Regions from separate parts of the Mus musculus genome. Here regions 2 and 3 are each linked to region 1. A link is a loop called in an ENCODE intact Hi-C map of the cell type or tissue named here. Cell type or tissue: heart. All regions are shown on one strand.

Region 1 (8,000 bases):
GATAAGTGAATATTAGCCCAAAAGTTCAGAATACCCAAGACTCAATTCACAGACTATATGAAGCCTAAGAAGAAGGAAGACCAAAGTGTGGATGCTTCAGTGCTTCTTAGAAGGGGAAACAAAATACTCACAGGAGGAAATATGGAGAGAAAGTGAAGAAAAGCCATCCAGAGACTATCCCACCTGGGAATTCATCCCATCTACAGTCACCAAACCTGGATGGTATTTGGATGCTGGGAAGTGCGTGCTGACAGTAGCCTGATATGGCTGTCTTCTGAGAGGCTCTGCCAGAGCCTGACAAATACAGAGGCAGATGCTTGCAGCCAACCATTGGACTGAGCTGGGGGTCCCTGATGGAAGAGTTGGAGAAGGGACTGAAGGAGCTGAGGGGGTTTACAGCCCCACGGAGGGAGCAACACTGTCAACTGGCCAGACTCCCTTGAGGTCTCGGGAACTGGACCACCAACCAAAGAGTACACATGGAGGGACCCATGGCTCCGGCCACATATGTGGCAGAGGATGGCCTTGTTGGACATCATTGGGAGGGTGTGCGATGCTCCATTGTAGGGGAATGCCAGAGCAGGAAGATAGGAGTGGGTGGACAAGGGAGCACCCTCATAGAGGCAGGGGGATGGAGGATGGGTTAGGGGGTTTCTGAAGGGGAAACCTGGAAAAGAGAAAACATTTGAAATGTAAATAAAGAAAATCACCAATAAAACATAAAAAATAAAATTAAAAAAGAAAAGACAGTTTGGAGCCCCCTACCAACAAAATCATAACGATGATTTCCAGAACTCTGAGGAGTACATTTCAAGAGCACACCTGGGAATCTTCTTTTCTTTTACAAAAATTCCCTTCCATCTTAAAACCCCTCTCTACTACCCACAAGAGAAACCAGTGGATATCTGAGACCTGGACAGCTCCTTTACTCTCCCACCAGTCAGGACACACATCTTTGCTCTTTTATTCCTACAAGGAATTAAATGTAAAATGAGGCCTAATTGGTGAGCAATATCTAAGCAATGACATTTGAAGTTGACTTCTGGCATCCACTGACAGGTGTAAACACACACACACACTAAACACTTGCAAAAACAGATCTGAAAAATGTGAAATGCTTTATGACACATGTCAATCCAATGAGTAATTCGAATTTGGGGCTGTTTTGGGGGATGAAGGATGTAGCTAGCCACTGTGTGAGAGGTTAATTCCTATGTCAAGGGCACACTTTCAAAGTTTGTATAAAATCTGGACACAGACACATACATAAAACTATACACAAAACCACACACACACACACACACACACACACACACACACACACACACACACACAGAGCAACAGTGACAGAGATTTGAAGACAAGCCACTTACATCGGGCTAAAGATGTCTCTGAAGTTAAAAGCATGCACTGTTCTTGCTAAGGAGTTTGGGTTCCCAGCATCCATATCTTGGCACTCACAACCTCCTGTAACTTCACCTTCAGGGCTCTGACTCCCTCTTCTGGCCTCCTAGGCACCTATACTCACATATCCCCACATAGATACACATATGCATGATTAAAAATAAATTGAGTCTTTTTTCTAAATGTGCATATATGTTAAAAGACAGCCATAGGAACAGATAGGGGCTGCATGAGAATTGGGAGAGGGGGAGGAAAAGATGGGGAGATGAAGGAAATAATCAAGCCTTTGGGGTAAGGTGAGCCGTCAAATGAAAGCAGGAAAGCCCCGTCTCAGGTTAGCCAGCAGAGCAGGTGTCCCCAAGAAAATATCTATTTAGAAAAAAGGGAAAAGTCTCTTTACTATCTATTGAGGGTGTTTTAGAAGTCAGAAAAGCCCTACATAGTTTTTAGAAGCTCATAAGCAAGGCCATGTGTAGAAACATGCTCATATTTTTCCAATCAAAGATATTTACATGAAAAATAAATCTGGGCCACCCTGCCTCTGAGGCTGTATACTTTTGATTAACTCCACCTGACTAGATGCCTTTTTTTTTCCATTTTAAGTGTACATGTGCTCATTTCCCCCTAATTTAATCAGCTTGCTGGTGTACACACCTCCAAGTGTTTAGTAATTTCATGCGTGTGTTTTGCAAGCACAGGTGACAGCAGCCCTCAAGTGCACTCAGGCTGTAGACTTGACTCAACTTGCTTTCACTGGCTCAAGAATGGGCTTCTCTGTCCTGTGGCTGCCTGGGGTGGGGAGGGGGCGGGGTACAACTCAAGGTGCCTCGGTTTTCCATTGCTACCTAAGGTTTCTACCCACGTCTTCTCCTGAGCCATTGCCAATCCTTGCTCACCTGATCCCCTGGCTTCCACTCCCTCCAGGCCTGTGAACAGGCCGCTGAGTAGTAGAAGTGAGTGGCGCTTGCAGTGGCAGACACTCTGGAGGGCAAGGTGTGACACTCAGCCCTCTGTGGTGTGGTCCCTTTACACTGGTCTTTTTATGTGTCTTCACTAAATATAAGTAACAAATCCTTAGACATGGACAAGTAAGGAGCCCCCAGGAGATCACAACGAATATAGTGTTGGACAGCTGGTTTTTTTTTCCTCCACTAAAGTGTCTGTCTGCCTGTCTGTCGTCTATCTGAACCACTGGGTCATGGCATGCCAAGAAAGCACTTCCTAAGTTACATATTCACAACCCTCTTTACCTTTCCTTTCGGGATAGTCTCACCAAGTTGCCCAGGTTGGCCCTAAACTTACTTTACAGCCCAGTTACTTTTCATTTTTCCTTAGTGGCTGGAATTGCAGGTCTGTGTCATCAGGCTTGGCTAACTATATTTCTTCTTTAAAAACAAACAAACAAACAAACGAACATTAAAGTTTAGTGTGGCAGTTCACTTTTATCTTAGCACTCAGGAGGCTGCTGTAGGGAGATTTTGCCTTTGACACTAGCTTGGGTTGTCTCAAAAACAAAACCAGTACAATTGGAACAAAAATCACTGGTCGGGTTTCTATGCTGTAAGGTGCACACAGGTAGGCACGGCTGCTGGTTTTGGGTGCGTGTGTCGTAGAACCGCTGCCACTAAGGTCACAAACCTTTTTATTTTTTAATTTTTATTTATTTATTTATTTATTTATTTATTTATCTATCTATTTTTACCTATTCTTGGTGTCTTTGCGGAGGTGGCCAATTTTTATCTTCAATCGGGAAGCTTCTTGGTTTTGACGGATTCGACTTCTAGAAGCCTAGGGTTTAACGTGGGGTTTCCGGCAATCTTAAGAAATTCATACCACTTCCCCTAAATATATTTCTCCCTCAAGGGGGAAAATGCTCTCTGACCGACCAGACTCCGGACTTCTGGTCTGACTCAGGCTTGTCCCGGGGCGTGCTGGGGCTCCGATGAGAAGCAGCGACTATTCTCTCCGTTTGTTCATGAGTCATGCTGCAAGTCAGGAATCTTCCCCACCCCCACCCCGCCTTCCCTGCTTTCCCATGTCATGCTTAGGCAAGAACCAGCAGAGGCAGATACTCCCTATTCAAAGCGTCTCCGTCCTTAGTCCAGTACCACAGCGTAGTGTAAGACGCGCGACTCAACGGGGACCCCTACTGTCGAGACCCGGAAGGACAGCGTGGGCGCGGAGGTTTGCTTGGAGCACACCCCAAAGGCAGTGTCGGTTCCCGCCCACCCTCGCCGCAAAAGTACCTGCACATTTCTGTTCGCTTTGTTTTAGTCAGTGAAAATGCTGGGTTTCATCACGTCGTTTTCATACATATCATAATCCTTTGCTCACAGTCACTCTCAATTGCCTTCTTGTGTCTGTCTCTCCTTTTCCCTGCCGCAGGTCTTCTTCCTCATCTACTGCCATGCCACATATATTTATAGTTTAATTAATTCTTTTTTAAAAAAAGAAGTCCAGATTCCTCAATGAGACAAAAAGTAATATTTGTCTCAGGCCGGCTTCTTTAAAAAAAAAAAAATCCCCCCCCCCCACAAAAAAAAAAACCCCTTGACTGTCTACAGTTCCACCCATCTCTCTGAACTGACCCAAGTCTTCTTGTCACAATACACTAATGGGGCTGATGGCAGACCCTGGCTCTTGCTAATAGTGTTGCGATAACCGTGGGTGTGCAGTGACCTATTGGGTGCTGCTCCAGGCAGGAAGCCACAGAGCAGCAGCTGGATCCTCAGTACAGTCCCACACTCATTTGCCCCACCCTCATCTCATCTATTAGTGACAAGAATGTGGTCTGAGTCTCAAGTTTTCAGCCTCTGTCAGCACTGGAGCAATTAATCATACTCGCTTCCGGGATGAACCTTCCCCAAGCTATCAGCCTCCCCTAAGGGAGAGCTTTAGGCTGTGAGCCAGAGGTTTTCAGGACCGTGAGGACTGAGAAGACCCAGCTTAAAAAAGCCCAAGCTGCAACTTCTTAACCAGTGCTTTGGGGGCCCTGATCCCAAATTTCCCTTCCACGGGTCCTGATGGGAGTTTGTGGATGCTTCAACTAGGATGAGTGTCACGGCCATGTCAACCTGAGATTCATCTGCTGTGTGGATGTGTCGAAGCACAGGGCTCTGTTTTGAGACCCAGTCACCATAGCAACCCAGCTGCCCCAGTTACAGTGCTCTCAGCACCACCAAAATAACAATCCTCTCCAAGCTGCTGAATGTCGACTTTCAGCTCCAGGTGACAGTAACCAGCACACATTTTGATTTCGTAAGTTTTTGGAAGGAGGTTTTAAGTAATAATAATAAGCCTCTGAAGCTGGGTTACGTATGTAAAGGGGCTCTAGGCTGATCCTTTGTTATCTTCCAACACCCACAGACCACAGAGCCAAACAGCAATGCTGTTACAAAGCAGCAGGAAGAAGAAAGGAGCTCGCTGTGATTTCCTGGGGCTTGACACTTCCCTCCCAGGTTAGGGGTAAACACGAGAACATAAATGATGGCAACCCAGACAGGTTTTCTGTAGGTGTGACAAGCTAGAAAAGCAAAATCCATCTTTATTTTTCCTCTTCCCAACCCCATTCTCAACACATTTATTCAGTGGTGTGTGTGTGTGCGCGTGCGTGCGCGTGCGTGTGCGTGCGTGCGTGTGTGTGCGTGCGTGTGCGTGTGCGTGTGTGTGTGTGTGCATGTCTGTGCGTGCTTGTATCATTGAGTTCAAGCCATGGTGTACATGTGGGGTTTAGAGAACAACTTGTAGGAGCTACTTCTTCCCTTCTACCATGTGGGGCATGGTGACTGAATTCAGGCCATCAGACTTACCTGAAAGCATCCTTACCCACTGAACCATCTCAGTGGTCCAGCATCTTCTTTCCTTTAGTCAGCTCTGCTCCGCCTTCATTCATCTTGGTCACCTGCTAGCGAGACTACCTTCTCTCTGATGCTAGCTGACTTGACTCTTCCTGGCCTTCACCCTTTCCAGCTTCACAGCCTCCCAGGCTGTCCCCCCTGGATTCTCCACACCTGTCACCCACAGTGACCTTCTCTGGTTGCAGTGTAAGCTGACCAGCACTCCCTGCTGACTAGGTACATCACAGGTGCTAGCTGGTTCCGTTTCTCCACCTCCTCTAGATGGAGCCATTTTCTAAAGTTCTATTGTTCCTCAGAGGCCCTCAGCATTGCTTTAATGCCAGCATCTACTACATCTCCATAATACACTGTCTCCTGTCTCTGACTTACAATCAAATAATTAATTTAGAGCTATCTTTCCCCTGGGGGGAAAAAGACCCTTTCCAGACTTGCTTTAATTTTGTTAGATATTCTTATCATCTCTTGAGTCCAGGCTTAAAACTGGACATCACTTAGATTTAGTCTTTCCCTAGGCATTTTGCTGCACAGACTGCGTGTGCGCGTGTGCGTGCACATGCACATGTGAGGTCACAGAGCAGGACATCATCAGGTGTCTTCTCCTGTGCTCTCAATGCCTGAGGTGGCACCTGTCACTGAGCTTCACCTCTGTGCTGTATATTGCCTGACTTCTTACGTGGGTACTTGGGATTTGAACTCAGGACATCTCTTGTAGAGCAAGCTTCCCTCCCCAGCGCGTGATGCTTCTTCAGTTTATGTCCCTTTTTTTCCATTTCTGAAGCCTCAATTCAGTTGTGACCCTCATTTCCCATTGCTGGGGCTGTTACAGTGATTCTGGACATGGCTTCTGTCCCACCTCCCACTCTTGCAGGGTAGCCAGAAAGCATAGCCATTTCCCAGCTCAGTTGCTCTGGGTTGGCTGGCCCCGCGTGGATGCCGTGGATGCCCCTGTGTGGGTGTAACTTCCTCCTCTGATCTCTGGAGCCCTTTCATCTCTCCTGTGGCCTTTTCTGCCTTTGAATTCTCTTTGCTGCAGGACTGAGTGAGGCTTATGACCTGGACTGTGACACATCAGAAACAGACTTGCCCTGTCACACTTCCCATGCTCTCTCCTCAGCAGCCGCTGCGTGCAGCTCTGCCCAGAGATAAAGCTGCACAGGGAGCCAGTCCCTGACTAATCAAGAGCTACTCTCTCGCTGACAGATTCTGGAGGCAAAATAAACCCTTTCCTCCCCAACTTGCTTCTTGGTCATGATGTTTGTGCAGGAATAGAAACCCTGACTAAGACAACCAGTATGAAGTGTCCTTCCTTGTCCTTTTTGATAACTTTAGGTTGAAAGTTGATTGTATTCGATATTAGAATGGCTACTCCAGCTTGTTTCTTGGGACCATTTGCTTGGAAAATTGTTTTCAGCCATTTACTCTGAGGTAGTGTCTGTCTTTATCACTGAGGTGGGTTTCCTGCATGCAGCAAAATGTTGAGTCCTATTTACGTATCCAGTCTGTTAGTCTATGTCTTTTTTAGGGACTTGAGTCGATTAGTGTTAAGAGATATTAAGAAATAGTGATTATTGCTTCCTGTTATTTTTGTTGTTAGAGGTGGAATTATGTTTGTGTGGCTATCTTCTTTTGGGTTTGTTGAAAGATTACTTTCATGTTTTCTCTAGGGTGTAGTTTCCCTCCTCGTGTTGGTGTTTGCCATCTATTATCCTTTTAAGGGATGAATTTTAGGAAAGATATTGTGTAAATTTGGTTTTGTCATGGAATATCTTGGTTTCTCTGTCTACAGTAACTGAGTTTTTCTGGGTATAGCAGCCTGGGCTGGCATTTGTGTTCTCTTAGGGTCTGTATGACATCTGCCCATAGATGTATGATCTTCTAGCCTTCATAGTCTCTGGTGAGAAGTCTGGTGTAATTCTGATAAGTCTGCCTTTATATGTTACTTGACCTTTTTCTCTTACTGCTTTTAATATTCTTTCTTTGTTTAGTGCATTTGGTGTTTTGATTATTATGTAACTGGAGGAATTTCTTTTCTGGTAAAATCTATTTGGAGTTCTGTAGGCTTTTTGTATGTTCATGGGCATCTCTTTCTTTAGGTTAGGGAAGTTTTCTTCTATAATTTTGTTGAAGGTATTTACTGGCCCTTTAAGTTGGGAATCTTCACTCTCTTCTATGCCTATTATCCTTAGGTTTGGCTTTCTCATTGTGTCCTGGATTTCCTGGAAGTTTTGGGTTAGGAGCTTTTTGCATTTTCTTTGACTGTTGTGTCAATGTTTTCTATGGTATCTTTTGTACCTGAGATTCTCTCTTCTCTCTCTTGTATTCTGTTGGTGATGCTTGCATCTATGACTCCTGATCTCTTTCCTAAGTCTTCTAACTCCAGGGTTGTCTCCCTTTGTGATTTCTTTATTGTTTCTATTTCCATTTTTAGATCTTGGATGGTTTTGTTCATTTCCTTTGCCTGTTTGATTATGTTTTCTGTAATTCTTTAAGGAATTTTTGTGTTTCCTCTTTAAGAGCTTCTACCTGTTTACCTGTGTTATCCTGTATTTATGTCCTTCTTCAAGTCTTCTATCACCATCATGAGAAGTGATTTTAGATTCGAATCTTGCTTTTCTGGTGTGATGGTGTATACAGGACTTGCTATGGTGAGAGAACTGGGTTCTGATGATGCCAAGCAATCTTGGTTTCTGTTTCTTATGTTCTTACACTTACCTCTTGATATCTGATTATCTCTAGTGC
Region 2 (8,000 bases), 74 kb before region 1:
TGCTCACTTCACACACAAAGTTCTGAGTTAGACACCCTGTGGTACAGAAACCAAGTGTGGTGACAGATGCCTGTCTCAACACCAGAAGTGAAGGTAGGAGGAACACTTTGGGTAAGTTTGGCACTCTGAATGAAAATGGCCCCCATAGGCTTTAGATAGTGGCACTATTAAGAGGTGTGACCTCGTTAGAGGAAATGTGTCATGGAGGGGAGGGGCTTTGAGGTTTCAGAAGCTCAAGCCAGGCTCAGTGTCTATATCTCTCTTCCTGCTGCCTCTGGATTGTGATGTATACTTCTCGGCTCCTTCTTTAGCACCATGTTTGCCTGCATGCTACCATGCTTCCCACCATGATGATAATAATGAACTAAATCTCTGAAACTGTAAGCCAGCCCCAGTGAAGTATTTTCCATTATAAGAGTTGCTATGGTCTCTCTTCACAGTAATGAAACCCTAACTAAAACAGGTACATAGCAAGTTTGAGGTCAGCCTAAGATAACATGAGAACTTGTCTTAAAGCAAACAAGACAAGAACCCACTACACTTTGGTGATGCTGAAGACTTCTAGTCTTCCCTCCATAATCTGCAACCAAGTCAGCAGCAGCGCAAGCTTTCAGGCCCCGTTGGGTTAATATCTGCAGTTCTCCAAAACATACTCAGTAGCTGGCACAATGCTGATGTCACTTCAGCTGTGGTTAAGATCAAGGGCTGGGTACCTACTTGGTAGCACTCATTCACATTTGGACTAGTGAGATAGCTCACTGAGAAAGGTATCTGCTGCCAAATGATACCTGATGACCCAAATTTGATCCCCAGATTCCACAGTGAAAGGAGAGAGCCACCTCTGAACATTGTCTTCTGACCACCAAACATGCACCAATGCACACACATGTCCTAAATAAATAAATAAATAAATACTCATTTTTATTTAGTCGAGTGCCAAGAAGCATAACTGCCCACATAATGCTGGCACTCAGATGTTATTAGCATCTAGATGCAGGTGTTAGTGATCTAGTGGCATGTTTTCATTTATTTCCCATAGGCCCATGAGATAAAGATTAATGTTATCCCCAATATGCAGCTGGCTACACTGAGGTTCAGACAGTTTGAGTTGCCAAAGGTCATACAGCTTCCAGCTGGGAGGTGTTGAGTGATTTCAGAACTCATCCTCTTCTGACCCCTCTGGTCTTTTCTATTTGCAAATTCTCTCTCCATTCCCTTGACCCTGCCGCATGCTAGGGTAGCAGGCTAGGTTTTCAGATGCCGACCACCACAGCCACATGTTCTCTTATTAGCTGCCTCCTTTCCTGGAGTCACTTGCTCTCTGACCTGGAACTCACTGATTGGCAAGGCTAGCTGCCACCTGTCTCTGCCTCCTCATCATTGAGATTATAAGTATGCACCACTGCCTTTGGTTCTTGGATCAAACTCAAGTCCTCATGCAAGCAAGGCAAGTACTGACCGAGCCATCTCCCTAGCCCACCTCTCTCTCCACTCTTAAGGCTAGGGCTTCACTGCACAGTGGAACTCAGCATGTAGAAGAAGGAGGGAGAGGCTGGAAGCAATCACTCGGAGTGAACTTGTTGGGGCAGGATTGTTAGTGGAGTGTGGAAATCCAACAGCTGAGAAGATTTTACATCATTGCCCATGTGAGATTCTGGAAGGACATAAAACTCAAATAAACTGGTAAACAACACATTTAGGTGTGGGGGATTCTTAGATCATCCATCTAGAAGTTTCTGGAAGGTTCTATGTATCCTGTGGAGGGATAGAGACAAGAGGAAGTAAGACTAGTGGGAGTCATTGTAGGAGGGTATGAGGGTAGCTCTGAGTCAGGAGAGATGACCAGAAGCAAAAAGGATTGTTCTCAGAGAACAAGCAGGGTTGGTCACAGGTTGGTCAGCGGGGAGCTGCTTTTGGTGGTTGGAACTGAATGCTTACTACCCAGGACTCCCAAAATTACAGGATCAACAACCGTAGTCTTCTGGGAAAGTGACCTGACCATGGACAAAAAAGGCCCAGCCATGGGGCCCAACAGAGCAATATCATGACACAGCAAACTCCTTTCCATACTTATCCATCCTCCCATGGTGTTGTGAGACAGAGGAGGTGGATGGAATTCTGAGATGATGGAGGTGAAGTTCCAATACCTTTTGGCTAATGGTCAGTGATGGGTAGAGCCTGAGAAGGGGTGGTGTGGTATCAAAGTGTTGGGCCTCATTCCACCAGATACTGAGGCCTAGTGAGGAAGTCTGAGTCTTTGCTTGAGTTTAGAGACCTGTCTTGCTCACTTCCATATTGGAGAGATTCAGCACTTTCTGCTTAAGCCTGCCTTTGCCTAGCTACCACTGATGTAGAATAACTTTATTGGCTCTGTCAGTCATCCCATACCCTCTGTCACTCTTCCCCAACCCCTATGTCATCTCACCTCACCAAAAATCCCCACCTCCTTCCTCAACCCTATATAAACAAAAGACTGATAAAATAAAATGAATTCCTGCTCTGACAGACTCCTGGCCTGGGTGTGTTTGTTTTGGGCCATGACACTCACCATCCCACTCAGCCCCAGAGAGACTGGACCCAGTTTTCTCCTCTCTCCTGGACCTGCCAGCAGAGAGGTTTGGGGCACCACTTTGTTTCACATACCTCAGCTGCAAAGTGGGAGAGAGTGCTCATCCTTTGACCCATGGTGGCTTCCTATTTCTGAGTTTGCAGATAAGCACAAAGGAAAGTTTCATGAAGACTATAGGCCATCCCCATTATAGCTTGAATATGGTATGCACACCATTGTCTTGCTTAGTTCCTAGATGCTGGTCCTAGTTTGTGAAGTTCTGGAAATATTAGAAGGCAGGTGTCTAGCTAGATAAGAAGCAGGCAGTCACTAGGGGTGTGTCTTTGGGGACTCAATCTTGCCCAAGGCTATATTCTTCCCTGTTTTGCCTCCTGCCACAAGGAGACACCCCATTCCTCCTTCCATGACATTCGGTAGAACCAAACACCATTGACTGAAACTTCCAGTCAAAATAAATCTCTCAGGGGTTTGTTTACAGTGTTCCAAATTCTGACAAACACAGTCCATGCACTTCAGCGTCCTTCCTTTAACACGAGAACAAAATTCATCTCATAGCTTTATGAAGGCAGATGAGCATCAGAGTCTCATTAGGACTCTGGCATGAGGAAGCCAATGCAGAAGGCCAATTGCTAGGCACAGGGCCTCAGAACATGTCTCCATCTCTGCTGTCTTCCCACGAACACTGTCATGGGAAATACCTGAAGCCACCTGGGACCTAGGTTTATCTTGTTACTAGATGGACCCTGACACTTTGTAGGTTGATTGAATGAGTGAATAAATAAATGAATAGATAAGGACCTAGTCAGCAGTCATGGACAACAAATGGCGTCTCTCAAGGCTCCGAATGCTCTTGGTGAGATTGCCTAAATAGCAGAAGGAAACATTGTTTTTTCAATCTCAATTTAGATGTCTCCTCCTCTAGAAAGCCTTTCCTGATGCTCACAGTTGGGTCTAAGTGTCTGCATTGTAATCAATAAACTATAATCACTTCAGCATGGTTTACACTGGGAAGATTGTCTGAAACAGAAGGTCTGGGCAAAGGTGGCATTCAGGAAGTTGGAGGGACTTACATTGTTTTTGTTGTTGTGCTGAGATTGAACTCATGACCTTGTGCATCCGAAGGACATGCTTTGCCACTGAGAGACAACCTCAGTCCTAGGAACCACTTCTTGAATGCTTCAAGGTCACCAGCAGGGCACTGACCATCTCAGGTGCCCAGGGTGGCCTCTGTCCATGTGTAGCCAAGGTGAGATGCTCAGTCCTTCTGCCTTATTTTCACATCTTTCTTTTCTAGACTGACTGACCTAGATTCTTGAGGTTTTGGAAGAATGGGAAATGCTGGAAGTTGGGATGGTCTGGGTGGCTCGGTGGGTGGGACAATAGAACAATGATGGACTGCTTGTTAGCAGCTGGCATTTGCTCTGAAAGCCAGACACAATGTGTTCCCTGTCAGAGGAACACAGCGCCAGGACCACCCGAGGAGAGACACCGCTTCTGGCCTCCGAGTGGGGCGTGTTCACCTTACACTCCACAGGCTTCATCTGCTCCTTGATTTGGAACAAATGGTGTAGTAAAGCTTGTGCTACTGAGCCCATGGGACTTCTGGAGGGGAGGATTCGGAAAACCAAGGAAAATGCCTCACCATCTCTGTAGCACATAGAGGAGTGTGTGGAGTGAGTGGCCCTTGTGTGGACGATACCATAGGAACATCAGTTCCCACAGCCAAGAGGGAAGGAAGGCCAACACCTGTGGCACATCAATTTAGAAAATAAAGTAAAAGCAGCTTTTGCTTTGTTCAAGGAGCCCTGGGGGCCTCTCATGGGATCTGACTCCTTTGTAGACCTTTCCTGACTGAGTCTTGTGCTGCCTGTAAATTTGACCCTCTCCATGGCCAGGGGCCTCAAGAACTTGGAGGCTTACCGGAGCAAACAACTTAGCAAAAACAATCTGTCCCATAAACAAAGCCAGTGGAAGGCGTCCAGCCACACACAATGGAGCTATAATCTTCTGGGCACACATTTCCCGTCCGGGGTATTTGCTTCCTTCTAGGTGAAGACAGAGCCACTTGGCCTCGGAGTCCAGGAACAACAGGACTGTGCACATCCCCCACTCGTCTGGAGTGTGTGCAGCAGCTTTCAGAAGCAGACCCAGTCTCTCTTCCCTCCTTTCTCTTCATAGAGAAGCACGGAAAGCCCAAAGGCAGGGCGACATGTTGGGAAGGGTACCATTACCACACCACCTCTCCTTGGCTCTGCCACTGTCTCACCCTGGGCTTTCACATGAAGATTCTAACTTTCCAGAGCTGCAAGTTTCTTCATCTAAGTGGGGCAGTGTATAGATGGCCAACTTCCCTGGAACTTAGGGAAGTATAAAATACAGATATTGGTTGGCCATTGTCAAAAACAATGACGGGGTGCCGGGGGGGGGGGGGGGAAGTATCATTAAGTACATGAAAAAAAAAAAAAAACCTGCAACTCTCCAAGATAGGGTTTCATGTGTCCCAGGCTGGCTCTGAACTTCTGATCCTCCTGCCTCTACCTCAGGAGTGCAGGGATTGTAGGTGTGAGCCACCACCACACTTTATTTGTGCGGTTCTGGGGTTCAAATCCAGTGCCTCGTGCACGTTAGGCAGGCTTGCTACTAACTAAGCCACATCCTAGACTGGACACTAGAAGTCCTGTCCCATTGTTGATGAGAATGTAAACAAACGCAGTGCTGTAGAAAACAGTATTGGATGTTGTCAAGAAATTAAAAATAGAATTACTGCGGAAGCCAGCAACCCCCTTCTGGATATACGTATACAAAACAATTGAAAGAAGTTTGTGCACCTGTGTTCATGGAACCATTGTTTACAGTAGGCTACACAATGCCCGTCTGTAGATACACGGAAGTGCAGCAGGTGCCTCCAGAGAAGAACTCCTGTTCCATCCTACAGCCTGCATGGAGTCTGAGGACACTGCAGGTGCAAAATGCAAATATAGATTGCACGCTAGTGCTTACGTGAGGTTTCTAAAGCTGGGCTCACACAGCAGAAAGCATTGTGGCTATGGGGGCTTAGGGAGATTTGTGTTCTTTTTCAAACGTACTTAAACATAATTAATGGCTGGCTGTGTGGTTTAGTTGGGTGGTTTGATTGTACACTAAGTGTCGTGTTCTGTCTCCAACATTGTATAAACTTGGTGTGGTGGCACATATCTGTAATCTTAACATTCAGGTAATGGAGAACCAGAATTTCAAGGTCATTTCTGCTATCTATTGAGTAAATGGACAGAGACTCTGACTGAAAAAAAAAAAAGAATGAAATACCATTTCTCTACCTATCAGATTGTCAAAAAATGAGCCAGTTGTCATGGTGCATACCTGTAATTCTATAATTCAGGAATTTGAGGTAAGAAGAATGCGAGTTTGAAACAAGGCCTGGCTACACAGCAAGACCCTCAGACCCTCTCCAAACAATAAAAAAATACAAAAGCAAAAGGACTTCAAAGCAAACAACAACAAAAACAAAGGATGTGTGAAAATTAAAATATGTAGCAATGTACAGCACCAGTGACTAGTGATGCTGTAGAGAGACTGTCTTACAGAGAACGGGAATGGAAATCACTATTTCAAAGGGCAATTGGACCTGTCTATCGAAAGAGAATACATATATGCTACAACTCAGAACGTTCTTTTCATTATTTGTCCTAGGATATGTTCAAGAAATTCCAACAGGAATTTACAAGAATTTCATTGGCAGACAGCGATAGAACAAGGCAGACCGATCACTTGGAATCTATCAGGTTTTATGTGTTGTAAAGACACTGAAGGAAGATCTCCAAAGGTCAATTCACATGGATATGGTGACTAAGGTTGTCTCTCTGGGGTGGGGATGGCTTCTTGAGATGCTCTGTATGTTGCATTCCTATGTATGTGTGTGGGCCCTGAGAGCAGCATCAGGCACTGTTCCTTGGGAGCTACTCACGGTGTTTTGAGACAGGGTCTCTCATTGGCCTGGAACTCACCTACTTAGGCCACAGTAGCTGGCCAGAGAGTCACAGGGATCCCCCTGTCTTTGCCTTCCTAGCACTTGGATTTTAAGTGCACATCACCATACCTGGCTTCTCTTTGTACACGAGTCCCAGTACAGCCACCACTCCATTGAACACAATGGCACAATGTGGGAATTGTCCCCTTCTGAAAACTAGATGGGCATTCCAATATCTTACCATAGACTTCAGTGGCACAGCTGAGACAGACCCAAGCCCAGTGGGCACACCTCTTCGACATATGGGCTCTATTTGGCTGTAATAGCTTTTAGTTATTGTTGCTTTGAAAATCCCCTTTTTTTTTTTGCAAACTTTAAAATGTTAGGGCACTTTACATTTTAGCCCACTTTCTGGAGTTTCCAGGAAAAAAAAAAAGGCAAGATAATTAACTTCTTGGATAAATGGAGGGGCAGTTGCTGCTAAACTCTACATAGTATTGTAGGTGTGGGTCTTGCCCAAAGTGTCAGATGGTGGGAGTGGTGCTGATCAGTTTCACACTGTATAATAGAATGCTAGAGGCCAGAGAATTTATCAAACACAGCAATTTGTTTGGCATACAGTTCCACAGGCCCACTTCTTGTGATGGGTCCTTGCTTTGTGTTGTTCTATGGGAAGGAGAGAAGAGCTTGTGCTCCAGAGAGGGGAAACCCACCCTTGTGTCAACAGTTGGCTTCCTTGATCAGTGTGTGAGTGACCGATCTACCTGCAGAGACAACTAAAGGGAGGGAATATTTTGGGGGGCTCACATTTTTATAGAAGGAAAGGCAATGTGGACTAGTACAACCTGTGGCAGGGGTGTGTGGCAGGAGCTCTTTATATCATGGTGCACCAGGAAATGGAGAGCCCAGAGAGCAATCAGGTCAGACAGAACCTTCAAAGGCCTGTTCCTAGTGACCCACTTCCTCCAGCTTGTTCATCCCCTAAAAGCTCCATAGTCCCCAACACAGTGCCACCATATAGGGAACAAGCTCTGGAGACATGAGCAGCAGGGGAGGGACATCTCATATCAAGCCTGACACCTGCCAACACACTCCGTGATCACACCTCCCTGAAGAACTTCAGAAGACCACTTCACTGAGAATTATGTTTGGGAACTTGTGCAAAGAAGCAGTAATAAAATGACCAAAGCATGATATAAGCTCTCCAGGGATCAACCAATACCTGGTAGAGGAGGGGGCATTTTCCAGGCTGGACTCAGGTGTAGGTAGAAAGGGATCATGATGGATCGCACCTTTATCACTCAGGGTCTGTTTCAGAACCTGTGGTTACAAAAATCAAATTGTGAGATCTTCCCATCTTCTGAGGTCTTCTTCAATTTCTTTCTTCAGGGACTTGAAGTTCTTGTCATACAGATCTCTCACTTACTTGGTTAGAGTCACACCAAGATATTTTATATTATTTGT
Region 3 (8,000 bases), 56 kb before region 1:
CTTTATATTTTTGTCTGTAGGAGGCTGGGTTGTCTGTCTGTCTGTGGGAGGTTGGGTTGTCTGTCTGTCTGTAGGAGGCTGGGTTGTCTGTCTGTCTGTGGGAGGCTGGGTTGTCTGTCTGTCTGTAGGAGGCTGGGTTGTCTGTCTGTCTGTAGGAGGCTGGGTTGTCTTGCTTCATGAACATGGTATTCATCTCTGCTTAGTGCCCTGAGTCTCACCAGTGTTGATAGTTTTCATTTTATTGGCTGTATTAGCTTTATTAGGTTTACACCTTAAGGTCTTGAGTGATTATAAATGACATTATAATTTTCCTTTTGGACTTAATTGCTTATTGATTGCAAAGGCAGATCACTTTGACACAATTGAATTTTGTGTATCGATCCTGTATCTTGCGGTGTCCAGTGACACTTGTCTGTTCCAGGAATTGTTTCTTATTTTCAAGGTTTCTCATTGCTCTTCTGGGAATCCTCAGCTCTGTTCCTCAGCCTTACAGATCTCTCTGTCTCTGCTCTAGGACACTTGAACTTCTTGCACCTGCCCAGCCTGACAAGGAGGAGCAAGGAGCCTAAAGACATACCTTAGGGCTTTTACCTACTTGCAGTCAGACCGGGGCAAGCATTACATGAAGGCTTTCAAGGCCTTCCTGGTTCTGTATGTGGTCTTAGTTCATGTAAGGTACCTGCTGGGCCTGTAACACAAAGGGACCGAGACTGAAGGGTGTGACCGTGAAGGTCGGCTTCATTTCTTTGTGGCTTCTGTCTGAGTTTGCTTTATGCTGCTGTGATAAACACTGACTTAAAAAAAAAAAAAACTGAAAAAAACCAAAAAGGTTTATTTGGTTCACACTTTCCGGTCACAGTCCATCTCTGAGGGAGGTGAGGAGAGGAACCCAAGAACTGAAGCAGAAAGCCGCAGAGGAAGGCTGCTTCCTGTCTGGTTCCTCGTGCCTTGCTCAAACAACTTTCTCATACAGCCCAGGACCACCTGCCCCATGGGTTGCACTTCCCACAGTAGGTTGCCCCCTCCCTTGCCAATCAGCAATCAAAAAAACAATGTCTCACAGCCACGCTCACAGGCCACCTTGATTAAGGAAGTTTCCCTATTGAGACTCCCTTAGATCAAGCTGGATTGTGGTGCATAGACAGCCAAGGGAAAGGAGCTGTGCACTGTTCCAGGCCAGCCTACAGCATTGATGATCAAGTTCTCTGAATTATATTTTTACACGTTAAGACATGATCTTTTATATTGCAATCTCATGAACATTCCAGAAAAGGAACAACTGATTAATCCCATGTACATAACTGGATTCAAATTCTAAAGCCACTGGGTGACCCTGAAAAAGTTCCTAACTTCTCTGTGGCCCACCTTTCTCGTCTATAAAAAGGATGGCAACAGTACTCACATCAGAATGCAAAACAGGGCTTACAAAACATAGCAAATTTTATATTCTTTTAAAAAATTGTAAAGTGCAGGGGCTACTGAGATGGTGGCTTAATGGGAAAAGAGCTTAAGTTTGTGTTCTCTGCACCTGTGTAAAAAGCCAGGCGTGGCAGCATGCTTCTCCAGGCCTGAGAGACCAGACAGGTACATCCCTGGGGCTCCCTGACTGACCTGCCAGTCTAGGCTAGGCAGCAAGCGCCAGGTGAGAGATCCTGTCTCTAAAAACAAGGTAGAGAAGAGACCTGATGTCGACCTCTGGCCTCCATTTCCATCTGTGCAAGTAAACTTACATGCATACACAACTCACATACACACCTCCATGAGTCGGCTCACATGCACAGATTTTTTTAACACCTTGTAAAATACAAATAAAATTATGAAAAATATGGAATTAAAAACAGACACAGGTTCCATGTTTGCTTCTCGCAACACACGTGAGGATCACTGGTCTCTGATGCGGTGGGGATTCAGGCCATTTCATTTTGTGCTCATGGAGAACATGGCCGTGGCCATCCTTCCTTCTCCCTGACTTCTTGGACACACACATCTAGAGTATGTTCTGAGAAGCGAGACTGCTGGGTCAGGGGATGTGCTCCTTCCTGCCCACACTGCACTCGGGCAGGACATATCCATTTACAGGTCTGGGCATCTCCACTTCTCCACACCCACAGCAACACTTGATACGGTCAGCCCTCAGCCCTCTGAGGAAGGAACAAGTAGGGAGCACGGACAGCATCCTGAGGAGACACCCTTCATCCTCAGTGAGTCCATGAGCTCATGAAATAAGTTCTTCGTGACTTAAGTAATGCATGGTGAGTTGTGAGCAACTCCTTTCCCCCTGGGAGCTCTAGAGGTCTTCTGTCTATTATGGAAGGGAAATACACCTGCTAACACAGATACTCAGAATCATGATTGTTAGTGTAAGCAGGTCTGCAAAGGCCTGGGGGAGAAACAATGCAGCTGTTGATGGTCACAGAGCAGCAGCTGTCAGACAGATTTCTAAACACTGTGCTTATGGAAGCTCACTTACTCTGGGTAAGAGCCATGGAGTGGATGTTACTCTTCTTTGTTTTTAATATACTGATTTATTTATCTGATCACTCATTCATTCATTCATCCATTCATTCATCAGACATAGGCTTTCCTCAAACGCGATATACAGCTGTGGATGGAGGATAGCCTTGAATTTCTCATCCTCCTGCTCATACCTCCAAGTTCTGAGATTATAGGTATGGAACACAGCACTCACTTTCTGGTTTGCTGGGGACTGATGCCAGGGCTAGACATGTGATGGACGAGCACTCTACCAACTGAGCTACATTGTCTGCCCCAGCCTTTATTATTTATTCTTTATTTTATGGATGAATCTGAAATGCAGAGTAATAATTTGCCCAGGGCCACAAATAAATAGAGGGATTAGGAATGAAGCCCAAGGAACTTGCTTCAGAGCCTATGCCACTAACCAGGTCTGCTGTAGCTACTTCCTTCTGCTAGTAGAGAGTTCTCCAGGGTGGCAGAGAGAGAACTCAAGTGCTCCAAGTACCCTGTGGCACAGAGCAGCAGCAGTGACATGCGTGTCTGTTGACCTGATGTCTCCCTTTTCCACATGTAGGTTTATATAAGCTGAAAGTGTAAGACTGGGTGGTGACAAGGTTCTGAAGTCCCATCTCCCAGTCCTCATCAATGGACACAGACATAGGGACCCGGGCAGTTAACAGCCACACTCTCAGTTACAGTACAGAGCAGCAGTGCAAATCTATTCTGACATTTTGCCTCCTTCCTGGGTGTGGTAGGCATAGGAAGAGGTACCCCAAATATGAACATATTTTAATTTCTGGAACCTAGAAGTTGTATGTCCATGGCAAACAGTTTGCAGTATGGTTAAGGTTATAGATCCTGAAGAGATTGCCCTTCTGGGACAGTAGACTCCCAGGAGCTCCTGCAAAGCAGAGAATGTCCGCTAGGGTGTAGGTCAGTGCTAGAGTGGTGATTTAGCACACATGGGACTTTAGACACTCTCAAAAATAAAACAAGGCCCCCAAAGCAGAGAACGTTCTGGGACTGGAGCCAGAGAGGTTAGGTTGAAGGGCTTGGAGTGAGTGGCAGTCCTTGAGCTCTTGTTGCAGAGTTTACTGGGAGAACATGGGAAGCAATGGAGCAGCCTGTTAGAATGGAGGAGACCAGGAGACTGGTCTTCAGCTGCCAGCCGGTCCTAATCCTACAGCCTCAATCACTCAGGGAACTCAGCCTGCAACCAATGACCTCAGATGCAGGCCATCTCTAGAGCTTCCCCAAAGGAGTGCAGGCTCATGAGACTCTAAACAGGTGACTCTGTTGTCCTGGATTTCTGGCCTCCAAAAATATGACATCATAGATGTGTGTGGATTTATGCTGCTAAACATGTGGTAATGTGCTATGGCAGCAAATAGGAAATGAAAAATCCCTTGTTGCTGTTCAGCATGGCAGGTGACTGGCAGGGTCTGAAGGCCACAGACGCTTGGCAGGGCTTGATCTAAAAATATCCCCTTCCCTGGCCTGCCAAACCCACTGATATTTCCACTGTTAGAGCCACATCTTGAAAGTGAAGCATTTTCTCTAAAGGTCTTGATGCTAAACTCAGACACAATCTGAAGTGAGAGCCTGGGAGATGGTGTAGCGGGTAAAGAGGATCACTGCGAAGCCTCAAGACCTGAGATTAATCCCTGGGACCTACGTGGTGGAAGGAGAGAATTGACTTCCTCAAGTTGTCTTCTGACCTCCACATGTGCATAGTGGTACACACACTCATATACACACACACATGCACATGCATTCACACACACTGTGTCTTAGTTACTTTTCTAATATCATGACAAAACACCATGAACATCATGGCAGGGAACATGGCAGCAAACAGGCATGGTTCTGGAGCAGTAGCTAAGAGCTTACATGTTAAGACAATGAGGGAGATGGGGGAGGAGGGGGAGAGAGAAAGGGAGGGAGGGAGGGAGGGAGGGAGAGAGGGAGAGGGAAAGGAGGAGGAAGAGAGGAAGAGGGGGCAGAGGAGAGGAAGTGGGGGAGGGGGAGGGGGGAGGGGGAGGGGGAGGGAGAGGTAGAGGAGAGTTTGGAATGGCTTTTTGAAATTTCCCAGCCCTCTCCCAGTGACACGTATCTGCCAGTGGCATCATACCCATTAATCTTTCCCAACAGTTCTACCAACTGGGGACCAAGCATTTAAATATACAAGCTTATGGGGGTCATTCACATTCAAACCACCAACCAACAAAATAGAAAGTTTAAAAAGTGATCTGAGGTGAAAGAAAATAACATAGAACAGTATGTTGTTTGGGGGTTGTCTGGGTCCTAGTCTGGGCCTTCTGCCCTCAAGCCACCATCCTCAATAGGACCAACTACACAGACAAGTGTTAGCAAGGCTTATTCAATGTGGCCACATCAGGCAGAGAGAGGGACAGAGGATTCCCCAGTCCGTCTTTGGAGTCCTTGAATGAAGATTAGGTTGAAGTAGAGGGCTAGATTTCTGCATAGCTCAGCAGTATTGGTCAAGGTACAGTCCTCCCTGCTGCTATTGACAGAGCAGGCTCCAGGGGCTTTGACAGGTTGTTAGAACAGTGTGACATCTCTTTTTGAGATGTCTGTCTAAGAGACAAGTACCCCTTACAGCTGGCACTGGGAGCCCAGCATTTTGTTTCTCCCAGTGTGAGAGTCTATCATTTTGGAGCCTGTTGCTTCAGTAGTCTGATAGACAGAGGGAGGGACACAAGTGTCTGTCTTAGAATATCTCGATCCTGCCTGGATAGAGATGTTTCCCACCACAGACCACAGACTATGGAGATTTAAGACTTCTAGACAGATACGGGAAGCTCTAGATAGGCAAGGGAAGTGGAAAGGCCTGAACAGAGTGGAGGAACCAAAGCCCTCTGGAAGAGGGAAGAACAGAAATGTGTTCACTTTTGTGATTTTGTCAGGAACTGTCATTGCTACCACAGTATGGACTGAGAAGAAAACAGATTTGCTTTGGAGACAGTGGAAGGGGCAGGGACAGCAACACATCCTCTAGAGCCAACGGTGAGCAATGTAAATGCCCTGAAGGCCAGGCCATCCAGCACTAGAATGAGTAGTAGTCATCATGTTCTCCATGTGTATGTGAATCCACGAATGCACGGAGAGTGTGTGTGTTCATGAGTGCATGAGCACATGTGTGTAGAGGCTGGAGGATGACCTTTGTGCCCTTCCTCCAGTGTCTTTCACCTTTCCTGTTTCTTGAGACAGGGTCTCTTACTGGCCTGGAGTTTGCCAAGTGGGTAGACTGGTGGCTGCTGAACTGGGACCCAACTGTCTCCTCCTCCCCTACACTGGGATTACAACAGCTTACCACCGTGCCAGGCTTTTTTCCCTTTCAGTGTTGGAAACTGAACCCAGGACCCCAGGTATGCTAGACAAGGGCTCTACCACTGAGCTGCATCTCCAGTGAATGCCTGGCTTTGGAGAACGTGGGTTCTTGGGGATTGAACTCTGGTCCTCATGGTTGTCAGGCAAGCACTATTGCTGCCTGACATTTCCAGCTATCTCTCCAGTCCTGTGCAGGCTCGTAGGAGCCTGTATCCTGTTCCCCCAACACCTTTCTTCTTTATTCCGTGAGGTAAGCACCTACGTCACACACTCTGCACGCTGTATGTGCTGTCTCACCACAGGCCCAGAAACAAGACAGCAAGAGCTGTCCACTGAAACCCGTGAAACCACGAACTAATGCGCAGCTCACTTTTTAAATTGTTTGCATCAGGTATTATGTCACAGTAGTGTAAGAATGTTAACAAAATTATCAATAGCATTTGCTTCTAAAAGGTGTAATACGTAGCTCACAAGGCTCATCTGCAAGTGAAGGGTGGGACAATGTTAGGTACAGAATTGCTAAGGTTGAAGGGAATAAACAACGAAGCTAACATAACCAATAAGGGTATGAAGCTCCTATGAGGCTAACGGTGTTACCATATGCTGCTTCGTCTCAGACCCACACCAGCCCAGGCTTTGCATAAGCCTACAGTGTTGGGTGTCATTATTTGTGTGTATGTGTGTGTGTGTGTGGGGGGTCCCTGCAAGCACCACAGCCAACAGAAAAATGATCTGTATCGGGCAAGAAGGAAATCTGGTTCAACACAACTTAGTTAGCTGGTGCTAGTTCAAACGTCTAGATTCTGTCACCAGACAGATTATTTCAGACATATTAAAGAACAGTAAAACATTGGGGGAAAAGTTCTGGTGACAGTGATCTCAATAAAGCTTAAGGCTGACTACATGAAAAAACTTGCAAAGTACACAGAGCCTCTTCCATAAGAATGCGTTCTATAGCCTAAGGGTGAGGGGAGAATCTGGGGTCGTCTAGGTCGTCCCAGAGGTTGCCAAGCTTTTACAAAGTATATGTGACATCTCCCTTAGGTCTTGGTTCTAGTGACTAAGAAACAAAACTGAAGATAAAGGTCTAGACAGGGAAAGTCTGGGGATTCAGATGTAGCCAGGCCTTACAGATAGCACGGACACTGGGGCTAATAACATTCATTGCCTGCTTCCTGGTGTGAAACAGGAATACATCCTTCCTGTTGAAGAGACAAGCTTGTGTGCTCAACATTCTTGGTTCCCTAGTGTTCATCTGGGAGCAGAGGATCCCATGGCCTCTACACTTATTCTCTTCTTATATGTTGGGAAATACAAGTACAGATCGGTTTAAGTTCCAGTGACTGGGAAGGGTGGAGGCGGGATTTACAATAAGCAATTTAGTCTGTATCCCCTGTTCTTTAGCAGAGCTAGTCAGGAGACCTTTGGACTCTAGGCAGTTAATGGCTTCTGGAGGCCGGTCATTTCCTTCAGGGATGTCGTCCCTGACAATTTCCCAAGTCCCAGTGAACACCCACCTGCACCCCATGTCTCATGCAAGCAGCACTAATCAAATTCAGAAGATAAAAACCAAAGGGCATGGCAGTGGGAGAGAAACTTGTTGGGAGGAAAGGGTTTGGGGTATGTGAGAGGTTGACAGGGATTAAAAGAACTAAACTCACTATGTACATGCATAAAGCCATCGAAGCATTAAAAACTCAAAGACAGAAACAAAAATCTGCAATTGTCAGACTCTATTTTGCGACACACACACGGAATTTATTTACACACTGAAATGAGAAATAAAGAAATGGCATCAATGGTGGGCATGAGGAAATGGCTCTTTGGGTGAGGTGCTTGCACTCCAAGCCTGAGGACCTGAGTTCCATCCTCAGTGCTGACGTAGAAAGCCAGCTGCAGTATTGTGCTTGTAACCCCAGAGCTGAGGAAGTTCAGACAGGCACATCACTGGGCTATCTGGACAGCAAGTCTAGCCTTGTCCTTGGGCACCAAGTCCCACTGCCTCATAAAACAATATGACTGGCTATTGAAGAAAAATACAATGCTTGAGGTTGGCTTCCAGTCTCTCACACATTCTTCTGCACCCATGTACATTTGTGTCCTACCTGTGTCCCATAGATGACTGGATTTCATACACTGGGGAAGGACTATTAACTAGGACTGAGGGTGAG

Evidence for each region. A loop is a pair of places that touch in the nucleus more often than their neighbours do. Peaks named below come from ENCODE experiments on the same cell type or tissue, not always from the same donor. Only the 100,000 strongest peaks of a DNase experiment are listed, where the experiment ranks them.
Region 2: it touches region 1 in a loop (4-fold over the local background); 3 of 42 quality-filtered maps call a loop at or near these places.
Region 3: it touches region 1 in a loop (2.3-fold over the local background); 5 of 42 quality-filtered maps call a loop at or near these places.

Annotation. Positions count from the first base shown.
Region 1 is chr16:13,155,868-13,163,867 of GRCm38, reverse strand. It overlaps Gm32596 (a long non-coding RNA gene), which reads left to right and starts at 4,573. Exons shown (of 3, transcript XR_384684.2): 1 at 4,573-4,662; 2 at 4,771-4,862. In heart, CTCF peaks have their summits at 1,515 (motif pointing left), 3,348, 3,551 and 5,515 (motif pointing right); DNase peaks (open chromatin) are centred at 3,467 and 4,187; H3K4me3 peaks cover 1,173 bases; H3K27ac peaks cover 2,092 bases.
Region 2 is chr16:13,229,654-13,237,653 of GRCm38, reverse strand. No RefSeq gene overlaps it. Among named protein-coding and RNA genes, the nearest start is that of Mrtfb, 23 kb to the left of the region's middle. In heart, no CTCF peak of the experiment used is centred here; DNase peaks (open chromatin) are centred at 4,003 and 4,563; H3K27ac peaks cover 829 bases.
Region 3 is chr16:13,212,223-13,220,222 of GRCm38, reverse strand. No RefSeq gene overlaps it. Among named protein-coding and RNA genes, the nearest start is that of Mrtfb, 40 kb to the left of the region's middle. In heart, a CTCF peak has its summit at 3,397; DNase peaks (open chromatin) are centred at 3,512 and 3,922.